2 separate regions of the Homo sapiens genome follow, and region 1 is linked to region 2. A link is a contact called in ENCODE Hi-C data. All regions are on one chromosome and are shown on one strand. The core of a region is the stretch at or near the end of the contact, and the rest is flanking DNA. Distances in the headings are between cores, read along the strand shown. Region 1 overlaps LINC00870 (long intergenic non-protein coding RNA 870). Region 2 overlaps FRMD4B (FERM domain containing 4B).

What was found. A loop is a pair of places that touch in the nucleus more often than their neighbours do. Pooled maps may share reads with other maps.
Region 1: a loop to region 2 is called in a map with no recorded cell type, with 11 times the contacts of the local background. The contact joins two enhancer-like sites. A Hi-C loop is called at or near these places in 2 of 37 single-sample maps with no recorded cell type and 1 of 50 pooled maps.

Annotation. Positions count from the first base shown.
Region 1 is chr3:72,162,240-72,165,871 of GRCh38, forward strand. The region is part of intron 2 of LINC00870 (long intergenic non-protein coding RNA 870); the gene reads left to right. Among named protein-coding and RNA genes, the nearest start is that of LINC00870, 13 kb to the left of the region's middle. RefSeq lists enhancers at 505-554, 575-674, 1,675-1,944, 2,455-2,564. Within about 2 kb of position 1,897, at least 4 of the 41 ENCODE cell types and tissues checked have a DNase peak (open chromatin) inside an H3K27ac peak, as active enhancers do.
Region 2 is chr3:69,322,599-69,326,297 of GRCh38, forward strand. All of the region lies in intron 1 of FRMD4B (FERM domain containing 4B), which reads right to left. Among named protein-coding and RNA genes, the nearest start is that of FRMD4B, 62 kb to the right of the region's middle. Within about 2 kb of position 2,218, at least 2 of the 41 ENCODE cell types and tissues checked have a DNase peak (open chromatin) inside an H3K27ac peak, as active enhancers do.

The DNA of each region.
Region 1 (3,632 bases), core at 647-3,146, 2.8 Mb after region 2:
TGAATCCTGGCATTCTGACCTTGCCCCCAGCCCCTTTGCTTAACATACATAATAGGAACGATCGTTGCTCGAGCTTCTATCAATGCCGTTCCCTGAGGATGAAGCCCCACCCTGCTTCTCTGCACCGCTGACTCCTCTCACCCTCACTGTTCCCGGACAGTGGAGACAGCGTCTCTTTCGTTGCTCATCAAATCCTATGCCTGGCACAGCCCCAAGCTCAGCCAGTGTTTGTAACTCACCGGGTGTGTCAGCCCAGGACTCACCTCTCCTGGCAGGGCTGTCTTCATAAGGGATGATTTGCTTGACCAAAACAAACTCACTTGCGCTAACTTAAACACAGGGAAAGCAATCCTGAGGAGTTAGGTTATCTTGCAGGTCACAAGGACAAGAATTCATCTGGGTATCCTCTAGTTTAAGACTAGAAATTCCTCACAACAGACTGGTGCTGGGAATTGGAAAGCTGGCAGGAAGCAAATGGGCTCTTCCTCCTCTCTCTTTGGGTTCTTAAGGAGCACTTTTCTCCTTCTCTGCTTCATTTGCCTGCTTTTTGCTGTAGACCAGCCCCCAGCTCTCTGTTTGCACACCAGAACATGTGACTCCCAAATGCCTCCCCAGCACGGCCACCCCAACCACCCCAGCACAGGCAGCTCCAGCCCAAGTCTATGCACCTTAAAGGTTTAGTCCACGAAGCGACTTGATTTGTAAGTCTGAGCCCTAAGGCCAGGTCACTGGGAGGGAAATCCCATTGGCCCTGCTTGGTCAGGGGGTCACAACCTGGCTACAGATGACTCACTGGGGACTCTGGGAATAATCTCTCTCAAAAGGTAAAGTGGACAGGGACAGAGAAGATGATTAAGAAAGGAATAGAAATCCAGGGGAGGCCAGGCGCGGTAGCTCACACCTGTAATCCCAGCACTTTGGGAGGCGAGATGGGCAGATCACTTGAGGTCAGGAGTTCGAGACCAGCCTGGCCAGCGTGGTGAAACCCCCATCTCTACTAAAAATACAAAAATTAGCTGGGTGTGGTGGTACATGCCTGTAATCCCAGCTAGTGGGGAGACTGACTCAGGAGAATAGTTTGAACCCGGGAGGCAGAGGTTGCAGTGAGCCAAGATCACGCTACTGCACTCCAGCCTGGGCAACAGAGCGAGACTCCATCTAAAAAAAAAAAAAAAAAAAAAAAGAAGAAAGAAAGAAAGGCAGGGGAAAATTGAAAATTATGACAGAGGAAACAATGAGGTGAAAGAAAGGCCCAGTGTCTCAGATCGCCCTGGCTGTCCCCTGAGTTGAGGACACATCTCTTTCCTCCTTCTAAGAAGAGGCCTTGTCACTTTGTTCTTGCTGGCAGAGCTGGAAAGGCTTGAAGGAGACCACCCAGTGAGGTCACCACACAGTCCTCTTTGCTGCCCCCCATCCTCCCTGCTTTATGGTACCCAAGTCAGGGCTGCTGACCAACCACTGAGTGTCTTGACAAGTCTCAGAGAAGAGATGGACAAGGTACAAAAGTCCTCCGGCTGTTCGGCTGGGAATGGGCTCCCTAATTATGTTCTCAGCCCATACGCCCTGTGGCCACAGCTTCCAGTTAACTAGCAGCAGCCAGAGGGGTGGGGCAGGGGCAGACAGACCAGGTTCCAGGTAATTGTGGCCAAGCCGGAGCTGAACACAGAATGTGGAGGGTGTGCTGGCTTCTGGACACCCCAGATTATGGCTCTGGTGTTGTGTCTATATGATGCAACCAGGGTGTGTATCTTCCCCCCAGGGAAAGGCCCTCCCCACTCCAACCACCACCACAGGTGGTGTGGAGAACTTGCTAGATGCACGCAGTATCTTCTTCCTCCTTCTCAGGGGCCCTGCTGAGCCCAGAAGACCTAATTATATTTAGCGGGTTGCAGTTTAGGACTTGCGGTTAGGCAGGAAAGTGTGTGATTCTCCAAGTGTGGTTCCCCCTAATACCTGCATCTGAATCCCCTGGGGAGCTTATAAAAATGCAGCTTTCTGGGCCCCACCTTTGACCTATAGAATCAGAATCTCTGGATTGGTGGGGCCCAGGAGTCTGTACTTTAATAAACTTACTCTCTCCCCTCTGCTGCACATCAATCGTGTGCACACCAGTGATTCTGTTGTACTCAAAAGTTTAAGGACCGAAAATCACTGGCACAGTGGTTAAAAGCTTGGTGTCTAAACTTGGAGCCTGACTCTCTTATTAGCTGGCCCTGTGGCCAAATTAGTTACGATGCTTCATCTCAGTTCCCTCACCTGTAAAATGGGCATAAACACAGCATGCATGTCATAGAGTTACTGGAAGCACTCAGTGCCCTTAGCTGTAAATAGTGAGCACTGCCTAATGATAGCTGTCATGCTTTGTTGTGGTGGAGGACAGAGAGGATATGAAAGCTGTGAAGGCCAAAGACTAGAAGCCAACCCAGACTTAAGTCTAGAGCTGGCGGACTGGGGTGCCAGGGAAGAATGATCTCTGAGCAGAGCACAGCAAAGATGAGATGTCATCCAGGGCAAGGCCCAGAGGAGGTCACGTGCTGTAAAGTCCCTGCAGTGAGACAGCATGGGGCACCTAGGGACGAGAGCCAGACACAGTCAAGGGCAAGAAAGACAGGTAGGCAGGAGCCAGACTGGGAGAGGCCTGGTAGACCAAGGCGTGGGCACTTGATCCTGTGAATGATGAAGGGTCATGTAGGTTACATTTGCACACTGTTACACCTTTAGACACGGGCACCTGAGGTTCTTGCTTAGGGTGTGATTTATAGGGCTCTACCCTGGAGCCCACTGCCTCCCCGACAACCTGGTTGAGGAGTGGTGATACCTAAGGATTCGCCACCTGGAACCTACATCCACTTCTTTATGCATCATGCTTTACATACTTGGAACTCCTGCTCCAAACATCCTGAGCCTACCTTTAGGGTCTGTGCACACCTCTTTCTCTTGTCCCTCTTCCTTCTCCAGGGAGGCTGCTACAGCTTTTGTCCAGCAGGCCAATCTGAGAGGCAACCGTGTGTGTACAGGAGGGGTGGGCAACTCTTGGACTTGCAGTCTGTGGGGTCCACATGCGTGGGGCTGGAGATGGGCCTTGCACCCTCCTTTGTGCTCTTCTCCCAGGTTGCAGTAGGTATCGGGGCAGGACTGCTGCAGATTTGCTCTCTGGCTTGCCAGAAGGGAATGGACTAGGCGAGGCCTCCAGACTCAAGGCCTGCAGACCTGTTATGAGCCTGTTGCCAAAATCCCAGCCAAAGAAAATGGTGGCTTCTGGCTAAGTTGTGGTGGCTAGGAGTGGGGGAAGGTGACTGATTCAAGAACTATTCAGTAGGTGGCCTCATACTGTTCCCTGTCTTGTCTTTGACTGCTCATGGGAACCAATCCACCATTCCACAGGGAGGAGGAGAAAGTAATTTGAAGCTAGCAGGGTTAGATGCAGAAACAATAGGCTTATCCAGACTATACAGAAAAAGGTAAAAGAAAAAAAAATCAGTGACACACAAAAGCTAATACAATATTACCTCACTTGCAGAAGAGCATTGCTGAAAGACAGGACCTCTGGTGCATGGCAAAGACTGAAGAAGAGAGAAGTTGGGGAGGGAAGCTTTGAGTTTATGTGAGACTAAGGCTAGGTAGCAATCTCA
Region 2 (3,699 bases), core at 968-3,467:
TTTTTTTTTTTTTTTTGAGACAGGGTCTTGCTCTGTTGCCCAGGCTGGAGTACAGTGGCATGAACATGACTCACTGCAGCCTCGACCTGCTGGGCTCAAGCAGTCCTCCCACCTCAGCCTCCTGAATAGCTGGGACCACAGGCATGTGCCACCACACCTGGCTAACTTTTTCTATTTTTTTGTAGAGATGGGGTCTTGCTGTATCGCCCAGGCTGGTCTCGAACTCCTGGACTCAAGCAATTTTTTCCCACGTTGGCCTCTTGAAGTGATGGGGTTATGGGCATGAGATTTCTGTTTAGATTTCATAGATGACCAAACTGAAGTGCACAGAGGTTAAGTGGTGCCTGGTCATACAGTGATAAAGTTGGGTAGAATCTCAGGTTCCATCAGTCGTACCAAAGTAGGACTCCTGTACATCTCTTGCAGGTTCACTGGAAGTGGAGAAGGAAAAAGACAATGAGGGAGGGAGAAAAGCAGGCAGTGTAAAAGAAGCAAAGGAGGAAAGGAAAATGAAATGAGGGAAGAGGGGAGGAATGACAAAGAAGAGGAGAATTCAGTTTGCCAAAGCTGAAATTGAGTAATTGAGTAACATGCCTTAAGAGAAATGCTAACAAAGATAACAGCTGCTGACTGTGTGCCTGATAACTATCCCAAATCCTTTCATTTATATACAAAGGGCCTTTTATGGCCGGGCGTGGTGGCTCATGCCTGTAATCCCAGCACTTTGGGAGGCTGAGGTGGGCAGATCACCTGAGGTCAGGAATTTGAGACCAGCCTGGCCAATATGGTGAAACCCCCTCTCTACTAAAAATACAAAAAAATTAGCTCGGCATGGTAGCGCATGCTGTAATCCCAGCTACTTGGGAGGCTGAGGCAGAATTGCTTGAACCCAGTGGGTGGAGGTTGCAGTGAGCTGAGGTCGCACCACTGCACTCCAGCCTGGGCGACACAGCGAGACTCTGTCTCAAAAAAACAAAACAAAAACCCAACTCTCTCTCTCTCTCTCTGTGTATATATATATATATATATATATATATATATATATATATATATATGCGTTTTAAATGAATTTTCATAAGAACTCTGTAAGGTGGATTCCATTACTAGCTTCATTTTATGGATGAGAAAATTGAGGCTCAGAAAAGGTACATGGCTGACCCACCTTACAAGGTCATAGGGCCAGGAAGAGGCAGAGTAGGATGTAAACCTAGGTGTTCTGACTCCAGAATCCATGCTCTTAAGGGCTATATTACTTCAGTACAAAGTATTTCCTATCTCATACATCCTATATATTAAATCACATGTAGTTTAGGCACTTAATGTATCACCTTGATTGCGAAGCCTAACACTGCTCTGAAAAGCTTGATCCAGACTCACCAAACCAGAGTTGGCTGGTTCAGGCCACTGTCTCGAAGCAAGGCCAGAAGAAGAGAAAGGTTTTACAATCACCATCCCTTGGCTACTTCCTGGCCCCACACTGATGAAATATGGGCAGCTGCTAAAAATGGTGTCTATGTTTGCTATTGATCTTCCTTGGGCAGTCAGGATGGAATTAATCTCCACCTGTTGGGATGCTTCCATGGCTGTGTCATGCATATGTGAACACTCAGGGTACAGGATGATATTTGTCAGTTATGTGGCCTCCTGGACCTGACTCCATATTACTCTGGGCTTAAGATGTAGCCTAGCACACATGTAATTAATTCAGTGTGGAAAAGCTCTGGATTATGTGTTCATTCATTCACTTAACCAATATGTGCTGAGCACTCTCTAAGTGCAAGCACTGTTCTTGGCACTATTATATACCAGCCAATAAGACTGAAAGGGCATTATCTCTGGAGCTTGTCCTACAGTTCTCAACTTCATTGGTATTTGCAGCCAGATAACTCATTATTGCGGAGCATAGTCCTGGGCACTATAGGGTGCTAAACAGCATCCCTGACCTCTACCCACTAGATGTCAGTAGATCCTCCCCCATATGTCTCCAGACCTTGCCAAATGTCCCCTGGGACGCAAAATCACCTCTTTTGAGAACAACTGCTTTAGAGGTGAGGAGAAAAAAAGAAACTAGTAACAATTAAACAAATATGATATTTTCAGATAATAAGGGCTCTGAAGTAGATAAACTGGCAATGGAATTGAGTTCTAAGCATGTGCAAAACTCACTTCTCTTTACCCAGGAAGCACGAGAAATGAGGAAATTGATGGAGAAGGCCGGATGTGGTGGTTCCCTCCTGTAACCCTAATGTTTTGGAAGGCTGAGGCGGGGGGGGATTGCTTGAGCCCAGGAGTCTGAGATCAGCCTGAGCAACAGGGTAAGACCCTGTCTCTACAAAAAATTAGCCAGGCGTGTACCTGTAGTCCTATGTACTTGAGAGGCTGAGGCAGGAAGATCACTTGAGCCCAGGTGTTTCGAGTTGCAGTGAGCCATAACTGTGCCACTGTACTCCAGCCTGGGCAACAGTGAGATACTGTCTAAAAAAAAAAAAAGAAAGAAAGAAAGAAAGAAAGAAAGAAAGAAAGAAAGAAAAGAAATTAATTGATGGAGAGAACTTATATTGGACCACTGCTCTTGGTCAAGTGGCTCCCAGTAGAGACTGGAGGGCTGATGGTGTTTTCTAAACATTTAACTGCATGCTCCTTTCTGCCTTACAGAGGTTGGGAGAAAGTAAACAAGAAAGGCTGGCCAGTCAATGGACGGCCATTGCTGCAGCTCTAATGCCAACCTGGCAGGCAATTCCAGCCAGCTTCGGGCAGACATTCCCTGGGGAGGGCATTCTCATAAATGACAATCCCTTATCAGATTCTAGCCTGATCTGATAAGTCTGGTGAAAAGAAAAGCCAGGTTTTAAAGGAAGAAAGAAAAATAAAGAAGCAAAGCAACTTATTAAGCCTGGAGCTGAAGGCCATCAGGAGACACCAGCCTAGTGTCAATGAGAAGCACACAGGATTTAGAGTCACGAGGTTTGAGTTTGTGTCCCAGCCCTGCTATTTACCTAAGAGAATATCATGGTATCTCTCTAAATCTCAGTTTCTGCCCCTATGAAATGGAAAGGATAAAAAATCAGTCTCATTTGGGTTTGCCTCTTGTATTAAGGCAGGTTGAACTGATTATAAACTCTACCTTAAAGCACAGATGATAATTGTATCATCAGTAATACACCATTTATTGAGTATAGGTTAGGTGTTAGAGTCTGTGCTAAGTGCTTGACATGTATTACCAGTTTATCCTTACCCTAGTGCCGTGAGTACTATTATTAGTGGAAATAATGTCTAAGCTATTGAGTACTATCCTGTTCTCCAGAAATGGTTATTTTAATTTGCTTAAGTGCGTACTTCTCTCAAGAAAAAAGTTTTCCTAGATTATTATTATTTGAGACAAGGTCTCTCTCTCTATCACCCAGGCTGGAGTGGACCATAGCTCACTGTAGCTTCAGCCTCCTGGGCTCACGCAATCCTCCCACCACAGCCTCCCAAGTAAATGGAACTACAGGTGCACACCATCATGCCTGGCTAATCAATTTTTTTTTTTTTTTTTTGTAGAGATAAGGTCTCACTATGTTGCCTAGGCTAGTCTTGAACTCCTGGGCTCAAGTGATCCTCCCGCCTCGGCCTCCCATAGTGCTGGGATTATAGGCATAAGCCACCATGCCCAGCCTCTTCTACATTATTAAGACACTAAGCTGTCATGTTTAAGTT